Linked DNA regions of Homo sapiens: region 2 is linked to region 1. The links are chromatin contacts, found by Hi-C in ENCODE. All regions are on one chromosome and are shown on one strand. Each heading gives the region's core, a stretch centred on a gene start or an enhancer-like site at or near the end of the contact. The rest is flanking DNA. Distances are from core to core; before and after follow the strand shown.

Region 1 (4,092 bases), core at 443-2,942:
CAACTTAGTCTCTTCTTGAGCCCTGAGCAGCCACTAATCTGTCTTCTGTCACTATAGATGTCTTTTAAGAGCCTGGGGTCTCACTTGGGGAATCATACTCTTGCATTTGATTTCTTACTCTGTCGCCCAGGTTGGAGTGCAATGGCACCATCTCGGGTCACAGCAACCTCTGCCTCCTGAGTTCAAGGGATTCCCCTGTCTCAGCCTCCCAAGTGGCTGGGATTACAGGCGCACGCCACCATGCCTGGCTAATTTTTTTGTATTTTTAGTAGAGACAGGATTTCACCATATTGGTCAGGCTAGTCTCCAACCCGACCTCTCCACTGCCAGCCTCCCAAAGTGTTGGGATTACACGCATGAGCTACCAGCTACCAAGCTCAGCCTGATTTCTTTTACTCAATATATTTTTGAAATTCATTCATGTTGTATGTCAAGTAGTTTATCCCTGTTTATTGATAATTACATTCATTACATTGTATGGATATGCCACAAATTGTTTTTATTCAACAGTTGATGGACATTTGGGTTGTCTGTAGTTTTTGATGATTAAAAACAAAGCTGGGCCAGGCACGGTGGCTCATACCTGTAATCCCAGCACTCTGGGAGGCTGAGGTGGGCAGATCACGAGGTCAGGAGTTTGAGATCAGCCTGACCAACATGGTGAAACCCCATCTCTACTAAAAATACAAAAAACAGCCTGGTGTGGGGGCAGGCGCCTGTAATCCCAGCTACTCGGGAGACTGAGGCACGAGAATTGCTTGAACCTGAAAGGCAGAGGTTGCAATGAGCCGAGATCAGGTCACTGCACTCTAGCAGGGGCGACAAGAGTGACACTCTGTCTCAAACAAAAACAAAAACAAAGCAAAACAAAGCTGGTATGAACATTAACGTACAAGCCTTTGTATGAATATGTTTTTGTTCCTAAGTAAATTCGTAGATTACTGGATCGAATGATAAGTATATGATTATAAGGAGAGATTGTTAAGTTTTCCAAAGTGGTTGTACCATTTTGCATTACCACCACCAACATAACAGAGGTCCAGTTGCTCTGCATCCTTGCCAACATTTGGTATTATCTTTTCCATCTTTTAATTTTGGGCCATCCTAAAGAACAGGTGGTGATAAAGATGTGCTTCTTACCTGCGCCCGTCTATTTATGTAACCCCATTTAAAAACTGATCATTTTATTAATAAATTAAAAAAATCTAAAACATATAAGAATCTGAAATTAAATGTCTGGCTTGACTTTGCAGATATTTTGAATCTATGTTTCCTCACGAAACTCCCAGGCGCTGTATAGGAAACATAAATCCGTTGTCAGGCAGCAGTAGCACGCTGTTGCTCTCGGAGCTTGGCTGCTCGTTCGTGCTCGCAACCACTAAGGTCTACGCAAACCTCCACGGTTTCCTTCCGCCTTCGCGTCACCTTTCTAAGAAATTCCCAGAGGGCAGCGCAGACGGGGCGGGCTCTGAGACTCCGGGCTCCGCCTCTTTCCGGGAACCGCCCACTACCCAGGACTCCGACAGAGGGTGAAAAAAGATAACTTCCGGTCTCGCGATCGTCTCTAATCTCGCGAGAAGAGAAGGCGGCCGCCATCGGCCGAACGGAGGCGGTGGCGAGGGAGGGGGTGTGGCCGGGGAGCGCGAAGTCCCCGGGAGTAAGGGAGAGGGGGCGGGGTCGCGCGTCCCGGGCATACGCATGCGTGCACGCTGCCGGTCGGGCTGGGCTGAGAGGGGAGGGGGCGGCGGCGGCCGAGGCGGCGTCGTTATTTCCGTGGTCCGGACAGTGCGTGGCGGCGCGGGTGACCACGGGAGAAGTAGGTAGGGACCGCCCCTGCGTAGCCATTGAAACCCTCTCGCTCGTGTGTCCGAGAGCCGCAGCCCCCCGCGCGTGTGGCAGATCCTGGGGACCCCAGGTCACCCTGCGGCCCCGGCCCTCCCGCTGCGCGTCAGGTAGGAGCGGCGGGCTCCCCAGTGCCCGCTGTCGGCCGAGGCCCCACTCTTGCCCGGTGTTGCCGAGGCGACGACCCGGCGCCGGACGTGCCCGCCCTCCCGCGCGGCGACAGCTCTGTCCTTGCTTATGCGCCCAGTGGGACCGGGGCTGGGCTGGGCTGACCCGGGCAGGGCGGAAGGGAAGCGTGTGCCCGCCTCAGGTGTGCCTCGGCCCTAGGCCCGGCCGGCGGGACCCTGCGGTGCCTGCCGGCTCCTCATTGCTCCCGGCGAGGTTCTGCCTGGGTCCGGGCCGGCTCTGGCCCGGGAGAGGTCCCAGCGAGCTCTGGCCAGATGAAGGGCTACCTTGATTGACTTCGGTAGCTGCCGCATGGGGTCCTGGGCTGCGAGAGGGGACCCTGAATAGTGCCTTGGTCTTTTGTGGCTATTATTGAAAGTTGGAAGCTCTGGAGTTGTTCTTTTCGGGCCAGAGGTGAGATGGTTTGTGATTTTTCTTCTTAAACAGTAGGAAGGCAAAATGTTTATGGGCCCTGGTAGGTGGTGGGCTAATAGTAAGCAGCAGGAGTGTTAATTGACGTGCGATTTGATTGCATTAAGGTTATTCTTTGCAGTACTGTCCTTAGACTCAGAAGAGTTCTGCTTTAAAGAGTTTAGTTAAGACTTCATCCTATGCTGAAACAAACACCCATTTCTGCAAATACTCTTGCCCTGAAAGCTACATCCTCTCTCTTACATCAGTATTAATTTTACAGGCATAATGGTTATGAAAGCTTCTGTAGATGATGACGATTCAGGATGGGAGCTCAGTATGCCAGAAAAAATGGAGAAAAGCAATACAAACTGGGTGGACATTACCCAAGATTTTGAAGAAGCTTGTCGAGGTGAGTCTGATTTTTGGATTAGAAGTTCAGCATCTGGAAGGGGTAGAATGACGATTGTGCTTTCTAAACTTACCTCATTAGATGAAATCAACAGGTAAATGTGGTTTGTTGAGTTTGTTAGCCACACTTATTCTGTATCCTCTAATTTTAACTTTAAAGCAAATGTATATTTGATACAGCATTAAATACAGATGTTGAGGCAGTATTTTAAAATTGAATTTTTCTTGCTTTAACAGGTTAGAGAGAGCAGTAATTTCTAACTGTGGAAAACACTTTGTTAATCTAAAAGATAATAGTATTTTTGTATGTTTGAGGTTTCAGTATGATCAGATCACATCATTCCTTGTTTAAGATTGTCCAGTGGCTTCCTGTTGCAGGTAGAATAAAATCCACCCTCCTTCCCTATGGGTCTATAAAATCTGGTCCCTGCCTGCCACTCAGGTTTCATTTATGTGCCACTGTCCCCGCCAGGCTTATTACATTCCAGTCACAGGTCTTTTTTATCTCTTCGTAATACACACCAAGGTGGTTCTCCCAGGTGTTTGCATTTTTTGTTTTCTTTCTTTTAAATTGCTTTGCCCCTCGCTTTCACACAATTCTTCTTAAGTGTTAACCTCCCTGGTGAGGACCTCAAAACAACCACTCATTCTCTCCTCTGCAATTCCACCTCAGTTGAATCACTTTTTATTTTCTTCATACAGCTTATCTTTTTCAGAAGCCATAATTGTCAATTATTTCTTGTTTATTTTCAGTCTCACTCACTGGAATATAAGCTCCGTGGGGGCAGAGATAATTTCTGTAACCCTAGTATACAGAACAGTTCCTGGCACATAGTAAATTCAATAAATAGGAGTAAATGATTGGAGAAATGAACATGCTTGTTGCTTGAGGGGAAAGAGTCTAGGGAGAGACTGAAGATAAGAGAAAGGAACAAATTAACTAGAGTGAGAGCTTGAACGTTAAAGAGAGGATGAGATCAAGGAGATAGTAGAGAAATTGGGGAAAAGCACAGGGACACACTGAGACAGGAAGGACTGAAGTTAGGATGAAGATAAAAGTATATTTCTAAGTGACAGAGGAGGACTGGTGAAGGAATTCACTCCTGATGGCTTGTATTGTCTCAAGCAGCTTAGGTCTTTTGATGATAGGTAGGGTGTGTTTGGATAGTGCTCTGAAGGGGAGGAGTAAAGACTTGGGGCACCTGCAGGTGGAAAGGGAGCCAGCTGTGTATAAGCAAAATGATAAATCATGTGCCATCCTTT
Region 2 (4,092 bases), core at 754-3,253, 2.1 Mb before region 1:
AACTGAGCGTAATATGAAATGGCACCAAGTATCACTGATTTAACACCTGGTGAAATAAAAAATTGTGTTATTTCATGTTCTGTTCTTCAGATAACCAAACAGTATCTTTCACTTTGGCTTCTTAAAAATTAGGGTTCACAGGCCAGGTGTGGTGGCTCACACTTGTAATCCCAGCACTTTGGGAGGCAGAGGTGGGCAGATCACGAGGTCAGGAGTTCCAGACCAGCCTGGCCAACAAGGCGAAACACCGTCTGTATTAAAAATACAAAAAAAAAAAAAAAAAAAATTAGCCAGGCGCCTGTAATCCCAGCTACTCAGGAGGCTGAGGCAGGAGAGCTGCTTGAACCTGGAAGGCAGAAGGTGCTGTGAGCCGAGATCGCGCCATTACACTCCAGCCTGGGCAACAAGAGCAAAATTCCGCCTCAAGAAAAAAAAAAAATAGGGTTCACAATCAGCAAGTGTGAAGTGCATACTAAAACTCTGCTCCAAACACACTTACTGTAAGTGATGTAAACCCAATGGGTATGCCCCAAACTCCATTTTTTTCTCATAGTTAAGTACTGAGATCCCTCTCCAATCTGCAGCTCCCACTTTCTGCAGGCCAAGAAAGTTAAACAAAAAATACAAGCAGGTACTCAGTGAGGACCTGAGGGATTCTCCCACGAGTAAAATACATCTATTTTCACACAAGGTTCTTTTGGTCAACTTCTGGGTTTTGCTCTTACTCCAGAATTGAAGCTACTATAGTGTTATAAATCTGTTGAGAAAAGAAATCTAGACTTCTATGAAGATTTTTAATATTTTAATTTGCCAAAAAGCTTCTCAAATATTTTTATAGCTACAAGTCACATTTATTAAATGATTCCAGTTACAATCCCAAGCACATTTACTACACAACAGACAATGCTAAATGGTGAAGAAAAGTGTCTCCGGCTTTTTAGTGTAAGACAGACGATCTTTCATTAGTTCTTCTAATGAAAGCACTTGCATCTACTCTGAAAAATCTGGCGAAGGTAAAGAGTGAAAAAGAGGAGGAAGAGAAAAGGCAATCAGCCAATTTGATAAACTATTTTTGTCGTTACTGTTCAATATTTATGAAGCACCTTAATGCTAGAGATCTGACAAAAATTCGGTAAGGCTGTTCCAAACAATAACAGAAAAAAAAATCACTTTTCAATAGCTGGCGGGGGAGGAGGAGGAGCACTATATTCAAAAAGTAATTCACTATACCTCATTCATGAATGAAAGCCAAATTTCACCCATAGGCTGTTAACCGATGCTCCGAAACTTATTCGCAAAGTACATAGAGAAAGAAATTGCGCTGGGCGAAACCTAACTCGGGCAGAGAAGCGGCTTCAAAACCTGAAAGGGAGAAAACGAGTCAGGTCGTTGCTCCAGAAATTTCCGAGCGCCCGGCTCCCCGGGAGGGAGCGCGGGCGCCAGCGGCGGGGAGGGGACGGTGGCACCTGTCACTCGAGCGGCCCCCACGGGGTCTCGGGAGGCTCAGCGGTCGCCGGCCTGGGAGTCGGGTGCGAGTCCCTCCCCGCCGCCCCGAGCCTTGCGCCGAGCGTCGGGCCGCGGCCCTCCCGTGCCCTCTGCCCAGCGGCTCCGGTCAGTGGGGCCCGTCGCCTCAGGCCGAGTCCCCGCCACCCGAGGCCGGGGCGCCGAGGGGAGCGCTGTCGAGCCGCTGCCTACGCCTCCGGGGTGCCGGAGCGGACACCCGCGAGGCGGGCCCGCCTCCGCGTACTCACCGGGCCTCCCGTGCCGCCGGCTCGGCCCTCCTCTCCCTCCTCCCCCCGCCGCCGCCTCTCCCGCGGCTCCCCGGGCGGCCGCACTGGGCGTTGGGACTGGTCTGGGTCAAGTGTCGGCAGAGCTGGGGGCAGGCTCGCGCCGGGCGGGGGTCGCGGTCGGCCCACAGGCTGGGCACTAACGGGTCCCGGGGCGCCGGGGCGGACCGCGGAGGTGAGCGCGGCTGCAGGCTGCGGTGAGGGGCGGGGAGAGCGCGGCTGAGAGCAGGCGGGCGGGCGGAGGGTGGAGGGAAGCCCGGGCGGAGGAGGCGGCGTGAGAGCCTCGGGGCGGGGGCGGGGGCGGGGGCGGGGCCTGGCGCGTCCGCCGAGCGCGGGGGTTTGTTTATTTTCGCGGTTGGTAGCGGCGCTGGCGCTGGTTAGAGGTTCGCCGGTGACGTGAGCGCCCGAGTTGGGGGAGAGGACCAGAACCACCTGCTGGAGAAGGGGAGCTACGGGGGCCGGGCAGGGTCCAAACGCCTCACGTAGGCGGCGGCGCCACGGTCTTCGGGGTCACAGGGAAGAGAAGGGCTCTCCTCAAGCGGGTGGAAGGAGGGAGGCCTCCCGAGGGAGTGAGACTCTAGGCCACTCCCCCGCAGCAAGGCAGGATCACCTGCGACGCGGAGAGCGGTTAGAGGGCCCTGGAGTGGAAAAGGGCAGTGGGACCTGGTAGCTTGGGTTCCCTGCAACTTGGGGTTCGACCTCCAGGCAATGAAGTAGGGATGGTCCTGCAAGTCAAGATTCCAGTAGCAAGAGTGCATCAGATCTCTGTAAGGAAAATAACTAACATTGCTCAGTTCCCTGTAGAGTTGCAGGGCGCTTTAACGTTATCTCCCTTGGTTCTCCATCAGGTCGTAGTGGACTAATTTTACAGGCGAAGTTAAGTGACTTACCCAAAACCTCACAGCTAATAAACGGCAGAGCCGGCACCCAGCTGTACTGGCTTCCAATTCTGTTAGCTTACCAGCGCATCACATTATCTCCATAAATCCCCATGATTCAACTAATATTAGACGCCCCACAGGTAAGATGCTTCAGAGTTAGAGGGGAGTTGAAGATACCTTTGCCTTCAAAGAAGTAAGGAATAAAACAAAGATAAAACAGACAATAAAAGACAAACCATGATAGGTGCCACGTGAAAAGTGGCAGAGTACTGCCGGGAATCAAAGAACCGTGTATATCTGTCTTGGGGATAAGGAAAGAAAGGCAGCATGAAGGAGTAGGCATTTGGGATTGACCTTGAAGGAGACAGGGAGAGTTTTACAGCAAGCAGGGATAGCATGAGAATATATATGAAGGCGAATCAGTGAAAGTTGTGTTGGGGAAAGAGCAAAGACTCCAGGGTATGTTGAGAGGTAGAAAAGACAAAGGAGTATGGGGCCTAAGATACCAAATGGATGAATTTATATTTAATTCAGTATTTTGAGTTTTTATGGTTCAGAAGTTTGGGGGAAGAAAAGGAAGGTTTTTTTTTTTCTTTGTGCTAGTGATTTATCTGTGAGGGGAAGCAGAAATCAGAGGTGGAAAAACGGACAGATCTACTGTAGGCCAGGTAAAAATGATGAGTCTGACCTAAAGGGACAGCTAGGGGAATTTAAAAGAGCATAGTTGAGAGATGATGTGCATGCAGTATCTATAGAATTTGGCAACTGATTGATTAATTGTGGGTAGGAAGAGAGAAATCAAAGAAAGTGGAGGTTTTGAGTTTGTAGATAATTGCAAGAGAGAAAAGAGACAATTACAAAGGAGAGGGAGCTACTTCTTGAGAGATCAGTTTAGATTTGGACATTTTAAGAATTCAAAGGGTTGTCAAGACAGCCAGAGAGACATGGACACTAATAAGTTAGAAATAAAGGTTTTGTAATATGGGAAAGAGGACTGAACTAGAAAATAGACTCATAAATAATCAGCCTAGGAGTGATATTGCTGTGAGATAAAAGAAGAAAACAAAGGTCAGAATCTTGGAAAACACCCTCTTTAGAGTCTCGCTACTCAAAACGTGGTCAGTGGCCCAGCAGCACTGACATGAGGATGTTAGTTAGAAACTCAGAATCTCAGGCTCCACCCCAGACCTGCTGAACCAGCATCTTCAACTTAACAAGAACCCGAAGAGATTTGTGTCACATCAAAAAGTTTGAGAAGCTCTGATCTAGGTGAGCCAAGCCAGCAAAGAAAGGGGATGGAGCAGAAAATGGGAGGAGAATAGGGTAACGCAGAATCATCAAGACAAGGTAAATTGGAGTTTCACAAAAACAGGGCTGGAAGGAGTGTTGCTCAACAATATCCAAAACCACAGAGGTTGAAAAGC

Evidence for each region. A loop is a pair of places that touch in the nucleus more often than their neighbours do. Pooled maps may share reads with other maps.
Region 2: a loop to region 1 is called in a map of B cell, with 8 times the contacts of the local background. The contact joins the promoter of GKAP1 here to the promoter of NAA35 in region 1. A Hi-C loop is called at or near these places in 3 of 168 maps with a recorded cell type or tissue (B cell, CD4-positive, alpha-beta memory T cell and naive thymus-derived CD4-positive, alpha-beta T cell) and 9 of 50 pooled maps.

The regions. Positions count from the first base shown.
Region 1 is chr9:85,939,454-85,943,545 of GRCh38, forward strand. It overlaps NAA35 (N-alpha-acetyltransferase 35, NatC auxiliary subunit), which reads left to right and starts at 1,693. Exons shown (of 23, transcript NM_024635.4): 1 at 1,693-1,820; 2 at 2,702-2,830. The coding sequence starts at 2,707. RefSeq lists a silencer at 1,597-2,276.
Region 2 is chr9:83,815,766-83,819,857 of GRCh38, forward strand. It overlaps GKAP1 (G kinase anchoring protein 1), which reads right to left and starts at 2,004. Exons shown (of 13, transcript NM_025211.4): 1 at 1,752-2,004; 2 at 1,231-1,362. It overlaps LOC101927552 (a long non-coding RNA gene), which reads left to right and starts at 1,901. Exons shown (of 6, transcript XR_001746793.2): 1 at 1,901-1,962; 2 at 2,636-4,092. RefSeq lists a silencer at 1,379-2,198.